Linked DNA regions of Homo sapiens: region 2 is linked to region 1. The links are chromatin contacts, found by Hi-C or POLR2A ChIA-PET in ENCODE. All regions are on one chromosome and are shown on one strand. The core of a region is the stretch at or near the end of the contact, and the rest is flanking DNA. Distances in the headings are between cores, read along the strand shown. Region 1 holds the start of ACSL3 (acyl-CoA synthetase long chain family member 3). Region 2 holds the start of ARPC2 (actin related protein 2/3 complex subunit 2).

What was found. Hi-C counts contacts between places; a loop is a spot of excess contacts on that map. ChIA-PET counts read pairs that join two places held with the same protein, here RNA polymerase II (POLR2A). Pooled maps may share reads with other maps.
Region 2: a loop to region 1 is called in a map of naive thymus-derived CD4-positive, alpha-beta T cell, with 18 times the contacts of the local background. The contact joins the promoter of ARPC2 here to the promoter of ACSL3 in region 1. A Hi-C loop is called at or near these places in 1 of 168 maps with a recorded cell type or tissue (naive thymus-derived CD4-positive, alpha-beta T cell) and 6 of 50 pooled maps. POLR2A ChIA-PET finds 5 or more read pairs at or near these places in 1 of 52 experiments (activated naive CD4-positive, alpha-beta T cell).

Annotation. Positions count from the first base shown.
Region 1 is chr2:222,857,954-222,863,619 of GRCh38, forward strand. ACSL3 (acyl-CoA synthetase long chain family member 3) reads left to right here and starts at 3,083. Exons shown (of 17, transcript NM_004457.5): 1 at 3,083-3,305. RefSeq lists an enhancer at 2,798-3,092 and silencers at 2,809-3,138, 3,209-3,578.
Region 2 is chr2:218,215,334-218,220,747 of GRCh38, forward strand. It overlaps ARPC2 (actin related protein 2/3 complex subunit 2), which reads left to right and starts at 1,856. Exons shown (of 11, transcript NM_152862.3): 1 at 1,856-1,921; 2 at 2,130-2,211. The coding sequence starts at 2,138. LOC101928487 (a long non-coding RNA gene) reads right to left here and starts at 1,853. Exons shown (of 2, transcript XR_923908.2): 1 at 1,695-1,853; 2 at 768-1,518. RefSeq lists an enhancer at 1,865-2,468 and a silencer at 1,990-2,039.

The DNA.
Region 1 (5,666 bases), core at 1,833-4,332:
AGTAGTTTTGATTTTCAAGTCATTTAAGAAATTTCATGGGGCTGTGGCTGCCATAGTGATTCCTCTGATAGACCTGGGCAAAGTAAATTGAAAACTTTATGGAAAGGATTCACCATTCTAGATCCCACTATGGACATTCACAATTCATGGGAGGATGTAAAAATATTGACATAACAGGAGTTTGGAAGAAGCTGATTCCAACCCTCATGGTTTACTTTGAAGGGTTTGAGACTTCAGTGGAGGAAATACCTGCAGATATGTTAGAAATAGCAAGAGAACTAGAATTAGAAGTGGAAACTGAAGATATGTCTGAATTGCTGTGTCTCATGATAAAACTTGAACGGATGAAGAGTTGCTTCATATGGATAAACAAAGTGGTCTTTGGAGATGGAATCTCTTCCTGGTGTAGATGCTGTGAACACTGTTAAAATATCAAGAAAGGATGTAGAATATTACATAAACTTAGTGGATAAAGCAGTGGCAAGGTTTGAGAGGATTTTTTTATTTTTTATTTTTTTGAGATGGAGTCTCGCTCTGTTGCCCAGGCTGGAGGGCAGTGATGCGATCTCAGCTCACTACAACCTCTGCCTCCCAGGTTCAAGCGATTCTGCCTCAGCCTCCTGAGTAGCTGGGACTCCAGGTGCGTGCCACTATGCCCAGCTAATTTTTGTAGTTTTAGTAGAGATGGGGTTTCACTATGTTGGCGAGGCTGGTCTCGAACTCCTGACCTCGTGATCTGCCTGCCTCGGCCTCCCAAAGTGCTGGGATTACAGGCTTGAGCCATCACGCTCGGCGATTTGAGATAATTGACTCCAATTCTGAAAGAAGTTTAACAGTGGGCAAAATGCTATGAAGCAGCATTACATGCTACAGAGAAATTGTGAAAGGAAGAGTCAACCTATGGTGCAAACTTCATTGTTGTCTATTTTAAGGAATTGTTACAGCCATCCCCACCTTCAGCAACCATCACCTTGATCAGTTAGCAGCCATCAACCCTGAGGTGAGACCCTCCTCCAGCAAAAAAGATTACAACTTGCTGAAGACTCAGGTGATTGCCAGCATTTTTTTTGCAATAAAGTATTTTTAAATTAAGATATGTACATTGTTTTGTTAAATATAATGCTATTGCACGCTTTATAGTATGAACATAACTTTTTTTTTTTTTTTGAGATGCAGTTCACTCTTGTTGCCCAGGCTGGAGTGCAATGGCACGATCTCGGCTCACTGCAACCTTCGCCTCCCAGGTTCAAGCGATCTCCTGTCTCAGCCTCCCGAGTAGTTGGGATTACAGGCGCATGCCACCACGCCTGGCTAATTTTTGTATTTTTAGTAGAGACAGGGTTTCATCATATTGGTCAGGCTGGTCTCGAACTCCTGACCTCAGGTGATCCGCCTGCCTTGGCTTCCTAAAGTGCTGGGATTACAGGCGTGAGCCACCGCTCCCGGCGAACATAACTTTTATATTTACTGGGAAACCAAACAATTCATGTGACTCACTTAATTTTGATATTCCCTTTAAGTGTCAGTGGTCTGGAACCAAACCCACAATGTCTCTGAAGTATCTCTATGTATTTCTACTTAGCTTGTTAAACAGCAAACAAGATGAGAATTTAGAATTTTAATTCCCAGGACCATTTTCTTTTAAATATAGGTCCATATCCATAATATATATTCCATAATATAAAGATAATGAAGAAAGATATTGTTGGAATTCTTCTAGTCTGTTTTAGGCTTATGGATAGATAAAAAGGTGCAATATTAGTTTTCTTCTCTCGGAAAAAAACCAGTATTTTCCAGAGGATTTCATGGTTCTAGAAGTACTACTTCTAAAGCCTGCTTCTCTCTGCAGAGCTGCGAATGTCTTTTCAGATAAGAAATTCTGCATTCCATTTATCTTCAGGATGTATCCTTTGATAAGATTTCAACAGATTAATGAGCAACTGAACTGCCATATTTTGAAGTGGGAGAACAGTTTGCCTGAGTCAGGTATCCATCCCTTTAGGTTCTCGATTGGCCCTTGGCCCACGGTGAGTGAGCTCTCTTTGCTTGGTGCATCATCGCTCCACCTAGTTCAAGTTCTGGCGGCTTCCTGATTTTGATTCTCTTGGGAAATGAGGCCTGCTTTAGCCTGAGGCTGGCTCAGGAAGGCAACCTTTCACCTACTTAAGGAAAAGTTCACAGGCAAACTAAACAATATGTTGGGTTAAAAAAAGAGACCAATCCTACTAGTACTGGGTGAGTGAAAATCTTCTCTCTTACAGTACATGTAGTTCTACTACCTGCACTGGATGCTTTCTTTCTTATCCTTGTTTAGTGTCTAAAACGAGAAACAATGGCAAACTCCTTAAAATACAGAACCACTGTGGATTCCTAAGAACGTTCAAAAACAATAATTTGGAGTAAACTTTATTTTTTGAAAAGAAATAGCAAATTTGCATGGTGAGTGCATTTAGAGGAAAACGGGTTATATGCTAGGTCAAGTGAGGCCAAAACAAGAGAAATGATAATGGATAAGCTTTGAGTTTTTGAGGCTCTTCTTGCCCCAGGCAGTTCCAAAAGCCATTTTATTTGGCAGGATTTGACAGCAATTTCTGCAAGAACGGGATAACTAATCCAGTTAAAAACGAAAAAGAATATGCATACTATTTCATAATTTATATTGAAATTTATACATTACAGCAATAATTGTGCGACTGTAATTTTTTTTTTTTTTTTTTTGGTGGAGGGGTGTTTTTTCCTGGAGGGACGGAGCTCCTGCAGACCCTATTGGGCTAGCCGCTCCTCCCACGTCGCTGCCGCAGATCCCCGCTCCCCTCCCCCACCCGCGGTCCGTCCCTCCTGGTCGACCCCGTTCCCGCCCCCGCCCCGCGCAGACTGCAGCCAGGTCCGGTCCGCGGCGGCTCCGCGGAATGACCCGTAGTAACCTCGCCCCGCCCCGGGCCGCCAGCGCCGCGCTCCCCGGCCCGAATTCGATAGGCCCAGCCCCGCACGCGCCACCGCTCGCGGGCCAATGGGTGGCAGCCTCTCTGCATAGGCAACGAGTGCCGGCCGGGGGTGAGCGTCCCAGGCGGTTCCGCTCAACAGACGCTGCTGTGGCTGCGCCGGGCTGCGACACTGCAGTTGTCTACGCGGCCGGGGCCGGGACGAGGAGGCGTTGGACGGGGTCGCATACGTTCGTCCCCTCGCATTGCGGCCCCGACAGCTGCGCCAGGATCCCCGGGCGGCGGCGCGGGGCGTGAACGCTCTGGGGCTCAGCCAGGCCTGCGCGGGCCCGAGGCCGGAGGAACCCGGACTCCGGCGTAGCGGTGAGTGCGGCGCCGGTTGTGGGAGCGGCGGGAGCCGGTTGGCGGCGCGGCCTCCGCGTGCGGTTCGGCTGGGCCCGAGGGGCTCCCCAGCCTCGGGGCCTGGGACCCTGTCGTCGGCGCCGCACCTGACCGCTGGGTGTGCGCGCGGGCGGCCCGCGGCACCAGGAGCAGCGGCGAGCAGGGTGGGAGGCGGCCCGCTGGGGTCCGGGAAGCGGCTGACGTGGGGCCTCGGCCCTGAGCCCACGCGAGCCGGGAGCTGCAGCGCGAACGGCGTGGGGCGGCGCTGACCAGGCAGGGAGGATGCACTGCGTGCCTCCCGGCGCTGTGGGGCGGGGTGGGGAGGCCACCCCCTTGAATTAAGAGGGCTCTGCCGCGGCCCCAGCAGTGCGGTGTCCGTGGAAGGAGACTCAGCCCTGCGATTTCGGAAAACCCTTGTTTGGCGGGGCGGGAGGGGCTGTTGCTGCGTGGGGTGAGAAGAAACTAGGTGCGTGAGGTGGGTCGACCTTGGTGATTGGTTCTGGGCACTATCGTGGTGGTGGGACTGGGATTAAGACTGTCGTTTGGGGTTTGAGAGTTGCAGCTTTGCTTTTCCCCAAGTGCGTTTTAATCATATACTGTTGATAGGTTGGGTAACTCGGGGACTGCTTACTACCAGCAGTCCTGTGGGGTAGGTGTTATCAGGCTCGTTTCACAGATGAGGAGCCCGAGGCACAGGTTTTCAAATGGTTTTCGCAGGAAGTCTGATACTAGAAAGTGTGCTCTAAGCTGCTGTATAAAAGATCCCTCGAAAATGAAAAGGCTGGAGGAATGTCTTTAAAATTATATGGAAGCTAGAAAGGCAGTAGGCTTTGTGAACGAAATTATAGCTGAAAAGAATGACAAATAGCTGACATTTATTGAGCTTTTATTACATGCCACGCACTGTTTGGAGAGCTTTATGTACAGTGTCTTCACACTGTTAACAGTCCTCTGGGGTGGGGGTTATTCCCATTTTACAGCGGGAGAAACTGCAGATTGGACGACTTAGCTTGCCTCAGATCTCAGCTAGTAAGAAGCTGGGATTCAGACAGGCCTGTGTAAATCCAGAGCTCTGAAATCTAAGCACTATATTTTGCTGCCTCTCCTTGGTGGCTGGCTGAATAGTTTCCACAGTGGATTTTAGTCTGGGTGGCCAGGAGAGTTGTAGTTTGATGATACCTTCTTTCATGTTTATCAACCTATTTTGTTTCCCCAAATTAGTTCTGAGAGTTAAGGGTGCTGATGAGTTGCTCCTGAAAGTGTATTAGAAGGGTATTATAGGGGACAGGTGGTGTGACATGGGAATCTTTTGCACAGACTTGATTTTGTTTTCTGGCATTTTTCTGGGCAGTTCCTCACACTTGGGGATGAGTAAGCCTTCTAATTGTCGCATGCGTTTTCTCTCTAGACTTTTCCTGGTTTCTCTTTTGTATAAAAATATTGGTTTTGTAGGATGACATTGGGTGTGGGGCAGAGTGGTCCATTGGACCTAAGGGTCAAGGTGACAAGTCACCTCGTATCTTTGGATCTCAGTTACTGAATTTGTAAGGCTTTAGACTCAGTGACTTAAAGCTTAAATATTCTGAGGGTCTAAAATGTTCTCCTTGAAGGAAGAAAGGAAGAATGGGAGAAATGAAGAACGCACAAATTATAAGGGGAAAATCATCCTCTGTCTGGTTTGGGGTGAGAATCAGATCTTAAAGCCTCGAGGTCTGTTTCATTTGCTTTTGTGTTTCCCTGCTGTTTGGTTCCAGTTAAGTGACTGTTTCATTCCTCATTTGATTAATTGACTCACCTAGAGCCATTTAATTTTTGTGATATGTCAGGCACCTTATTAGGTGCTGGGAATACAGCTGTGAATAGAGGGAAAAATAGACAAGAAGCAAATGGTCATACAAACGGATAGGTGGTTGCAAGTTTGATAGGTACGATGAAGGAAAAGTATTGTGTGAATGAGGATTATGAGCAAGATTGTGATGTAGATGGAAATCTAGTCTAGGGAGCTGTTTTTTGAATTGATGTGGTGAGATTTTGCTAGAGGACAGTCTTGAAATCTGAGCCTGCAATTATGTACATAATGCAAGAGTTTGGGAAGTTGTCAGCAACAATAATTCTTTTCATTGCACAGTGTATTTCATACTCAGAATGTCATCCCGGCTCTCATTGCAAGATACGAAAATGAGATAGGCAACTTTACAAGTTGTCATTCTGTCTGCCTTCAGGGTACTTAAAGCTTAAATAGTCCTCTAATACTTTCTCCCACTCAAAATGAACTGTAAGGGGGAGTAAGACTCTTTTATGTGAGATTTGGGCTTGAATATTGGATTTAGATTTTTTTTAGGA
Region 2 (5,414 bases), core at 606-3,105, 4.6 Mb before region 1:
TATCGGTCGGGCATGGTGGCTCACGCCTGTAATCCCAGCACTTTAGGAGGCTAAGGCAGGTGGATCACTTGAACCCAGGAGTTTGAGACCAGCGTGCCCAATACGGCCAAACCCCGTCTCTACAAAATATACAGAAATTAGCCCAGCTTGGTGGTGCATGTCTATAGTCCCAGCTATTTGGCAGGCCGAGGCAGGAGGATCACCTGAGCTCGGGAGGCGGGCAGTGAGCAGAGATAGCAACGTCACTCCAGCTTGGGTGACAAGAGTGAGACACCATCTCAAATTAAAAAAAAAAAAAAAAAAAGGCCGGGCATGGTGGCTCACGCCTGTAATCCCAGCACTTTGGGAGGTCGAGGCAGGAGGATCATGATGTCAGGAGTTCGAGACCAGCCTGACCAACATAGTGAAACCCCGTCTCTACTAAAAATACAAAACATTAAAAGGGCATGGTGGCAGGCACCTTTAATCCCAGCTATTTGGGAGGCTGAGGCAGGAGAATCGCTTGAACCGGGGAGGCAGAGGTTGCAGTGAGCCGAGATCATGCCATTGCACTCCAGCCTGGGCAAGAGTGCAAGACTCTGTCTCAAAAAAAAAAAAATTTAAGTTAGCGTATAATTTTAGGGGATCAGCAATATCCTGAAGCTTATCCATAGCCCGTTAAGTAATGTTTCAAAGGGCTATCTGTGCCTTAATGATAGGAGCTAGTTTCTTGTTCATTTTTTTATCCCCATCCCCAAACACATAGCAGAAAATAAATTATTTCCTTGTATGTAGAACGGACTCAGCTAAGTTTATTATATTCTCCCCGGAGGAGGGAAAACACAAAACAAGGCACAAAGGCAGAAGGTGCAGATGTAGCACAACGATGAGTTAAGATTCCGCACGCAGGTAACAAGGAGGGTATGGTATATCTCTGCCAGAGGTACTGGAAGGTTTCAAAGGCAGAAAAAAATGTGTTCCGGACACCTGGACGCAGAATTGGAGGCATGACAGGAACACAGGGAGGCCCATCTAAGTTGCCTATTCACCCAGGTGACCTCTCTTTCATTTCTTTAATTGTCCTTTTAACAATATGGGGAATTTCACCCAAGGAAAGGGTCCTCTTCTCGCCCCAGCAGGCAAGGGGTGTTCCTCCAGCGCAAGTTCCGGCCCCAGCTGCCCCCACGTCCCACAGGTCTCCTGCCTTTTGGCACGCACACTCCTGACCACTCGCTGCTTCCGCATCCCTACTCTGATCCTCTCCCCATGCATCTCTGCCTCCTTAGACAACTGAGAATTTTATTGTCTGTTTCCTTTGCCAGACTGTAAGTTCCACGAGGGCAGGGCCTCGTCCATTTCATTTACCACTACATCCCCAGTATAGAGCAAGAGCCCATGAAAATGTTTGTTGGAGAAATGAATGCATGATGGTGTCGCTGGACAGCTATACCTGGAAAGAAAAAGAGGCACCCCCATCAAACAAGCTGGGAGCTAAGAAGCCCGCTGGGAGACGACAAGGGCGAGCTTCTTGCGAGGTTTCTGAAATGACAAGACCGGAAGAATGGAGTTGGATCTCTGGGACAAGCGGGAGAGAGAAGCTGAACAGTCAGGCAAGCCTCGGGGAATGACAGCTCCGCGGGGGACGCACTGGTAGGCGGTAGACGTAAGCGGGGTCGGTGGGAAAGTAGACGGTGGGGCGGCGGCATCACACATACGCAAGCGCAGCCTCCGTTTCCTCCGGCGCGCCTGCGCTCGCGTTCACGAGTGGTTGAAGCGGAAATGGCGCCGCGGGGCCGCGCGTCCAGGCGGCGAGCGGAAGTGGGTGTGAGAGCGGAAGTGGCCGGCTAGAGCCGGGGGCTGGGCGGGGACCGGGCTTGTCGGTGAAGCGGCAGTGGCGGCGGCGGCGGCGGCTCGGCAGGCGGGTTCAGGCTTCGGGGGCCAGGTCGGTTGGGTGGGTGGGTGTCTCCACAGTCTGCGTGCGTGGGCCAGCGCGTTCGTCTTACCCTTCCCTCCACCCCGGCCCCTCTCCCCTTCTCCCCTAACCTCCTACCCCACCCAGCCCCACTCAGGGGGCAGCAGGGCCGCTCCCTCCGTCCTTGCCTCCCTTACCCACCCTCACCGGCCCTTGTTTCTCCTTCCCCTGGGGGCAGCCGCCGCCATGATCCTGCTGGAGGTGAACAACCGCATCATCGAGGAGACGCTCGCGCTCAAGTTCGAGAACGCGGCCGCCGGGTGAGCGCGCGCCCGGGGCCGGGGGTGGCGGGGGAAGCAGAGTTGACCCCAGCTAATCCCCAATGTTGTCCAGTCCCCCAGACCTGGAGGAGAGAAATGGGGTGCCTGGCAGGGTGTAGGGGCTGCCCCAGCGGGGTAGACGTGGGAGGCGATTGGGCGCGGCCGGGCGAGGGGCAGAGATGCGTGGGGAGAGGCTCAGAGGAGGGATGCGGAAGCAGCGAGTGGTGAGGGCTGTGCGTGCCAAAGGGCAGGAGACCTGTGGGACGTGGGGGACCCTGGAGCCGGAACTCGCTCCGGAGTAGCCCCCTGCCCTCTGGGGCGAGAAGGGGACCCCTTCCCTGCGTGAAATTCCCCGGCATTGTTCTGAACCCAGAGAGAGCCTGTTTGGAATTGGGTTGGAAGGAGTTTTCAGGAATTCCCAGGACTGGAGGAGGGAAGGAGATGCAGGCCCACATCGCCACCAGCATTCTCGTTCCCCACCCCCATCTCCTTTAAAAGGAGCAGAAGAGAAGACTAAAAGCCGACCCAGTCTTAGAGCCGGAAAAACGCGATCTCTGGTTTCCCTTCCCCGAACCCTTCTGTGAGAGACACTGGGCCATTTTGTTACATATTTTTAAAGCAAAGCCAATTGTCCCTCGCTCCACACCCCTTCCTTATCTCTCCTTTGAGGTTCTAATGCTCTCTCCTCACCCACTAGCCTTTATCTGGTTATCTTGTAAATTCTTACATCAAGACCCTAGGTCTGTGATTTCTTCTGTGGTAGCCCTGGCCCAGTTACACACTTCAAAGACTCCAGAATCTATAAAGTTCTTAGATAACCTGTCTTTACGATTGGACTTTTTAAAAGATGGGCTTAGGGCATCTTTCCAAGGCAGCCTCTCTGCCAAACACAAGAATCAGTAGAAGACAATCTGCTCCTCCAAAGCTGCTTTGCTTTTCTAGTATAATATTTAAAACATGAGCTAAGGATTTTGGGTTCTAATTTTTGGTGGCCTGTGGCCAGTCCCTTTGCCTCATTTCCCTATGTATGAGCATGGGGCTTCACATCTGGGTTTCACAGTTAATAAGTGCAGACCGTTTCTGGTGAACTGGGAACTAGTAATAGGAAAGTGCTTGCAGATCCACAGATGGGAGAAGATTGGTAGAGGGGAATTTTTAAGTGGTCATAATGTACTTGTGGCTTGGAGGCATTAGAAAGTATTAACTGCCATTTAAATTGAATATATAGTATGTCCTGTCTCCTTTATAAGGCCACAGATTTTATCTGTAAAACAAAGCACTACTTTCCTTGAAGTAATACGTGTAGTGAGCAGTACTGTTTCCTGCCAGGGGCTGCAGTTGGTTATATTTGAGGCTGACTTGCTTCTTTCTTGTCTTAGCCTCTCTTACCAGTTTCTTTGCATTTTAAATATTCAAATGAATCAGCCCAGAGTCTTATTTTGGGTGATTGCTGTATACTTTTTTCTGAGCAGTGTAACACATAGGAGGAAGTTGAATTAACTTCTGCATTTTCATAACTGATCTTAATGCATTCTCAGGTCCAGACTAGCAAAGAATGAGACCTGGGCGGTTATAAGCTGATCTACAAGATAAATGGCTGTGTATTTTCAAGTAGAGGCATGTCTTTTAACATAGGAGTACATTCTCATCTATTTGTGTATTAATGACTTGTGATTCCAAAATGTGGCCCATTATTCGGAACTTCAGTTCTTTCTTTTTCTTTTAGAAAATTATTCTTAAAAAGAGAAGCTAACCATTTCGGAGGGATTAAATAGGCCCTCAAGTCTGGAAGACATAAGTTAGAACTTCCAGGACTTTTTTTTTTTTTTCCGAGACAGAGTCTCTCACTGGCTGGAATGCAGTGGCGCGATCTCTGCTCACTGCAACCTCGCCCTCCCAGGCTCAAGTGAGTCTCATGTCTCGGCTTCCCAAGTAGCTGGGATTACAAGCACGTGCTACCACACCTGGCTAATATTTGTATTTTTAGTAGAGATGGGGTTTCACCATGTTGGCCAGGCTGGTCTCAAACTCCTGGCCTCAAGTGACCCGCCCGCCTCGGCCTCCCAAAGTGCTGGGATTACAGCACTGCTCCTTTCCTCAGGACATTTTTTACAAAGATATGCATTGTAGGGAAGCTGTATAGGGGGTGCACTGGTGTGTATGCTTGTGCACATGTGCGGGTGTATGTGTGTATAAATCTAGGCTTTTATTCTGGCCCATCTCCCCCTTTGAGATGTGGTTTTCAATAAGCAGGCTCAAAACATTCTGCTGAAAATTTGAAACTTTGAAAATCTTTAAAAAAAAAGAGACCATGATATTGTGCCTGGTAGGCAGGGCTCTCCTGGGATTACAGATGTATCACCCAGTAGAAGCCCGAATGAAGCAAATGTAAATTATCAGACATTCCAGTAAGGTAAGGCAAGGTGCATGCCTATTCCAGAACTTACAGCAGAGTTTGCCTAGTGTGGTTATCATAAACATGTATGGGATTCTACCAGTGCTCAGCCCAGGCAGCAACAGAAAAAAAGGGGCCTCTCTGAGAGCCTATTAGCCAAGTTAGGGAGGTGCTAAGGGGTGAAAGGTGTTGGGGTGGAGATCAGAGAAAGACATTAAAGGGAGTAGTTTGGAGGAGAAACCCTGGAGATTTGAAAGGCTTTGCTGGTGTGGGAACCTGCTAGGAGAGGTCAGCTCCACCCTACTTTTTGCACTTCTCAGAATAAACCGATGGGGGAAATTACAGTTCGGAGCAGCCTTTTCCAGAGTGCATCTTCCATCTCTGTGATGTCCAATAAGATAGCCATACAAAGTGGCTGGCTAAATTTAAGTAAAAATTAAGTTGAAATAAAATTGAGTTCCTCGGTCACACTAGCCACATTTCTGGTGCTCATTTGCCACATGTGGCTGGTAGCTGTTGTATTTAGCACAGACATGGAACATTTCCATTATTGCAAAGTTCTATTAGCACTGTTCCAGCTTCTGAAAATGAAAGCATGAGATGGTCTTAAAAATAGTTCTGTGGCATATACTTCAGAATATAGTTGCATTAATTTTCCATTTGAAGTTGATTTTTTTTTTTTTTAATGATTCCTCTCAGATCATCCTGCTGGATCTTCTCACCAGTGGCCTCCTACTAAAAGTATCAGCTTTCTTTTGGGTAAAGCAGTGTTGTCATCTAAACTGTTTAAGAATACATTTGATCATAA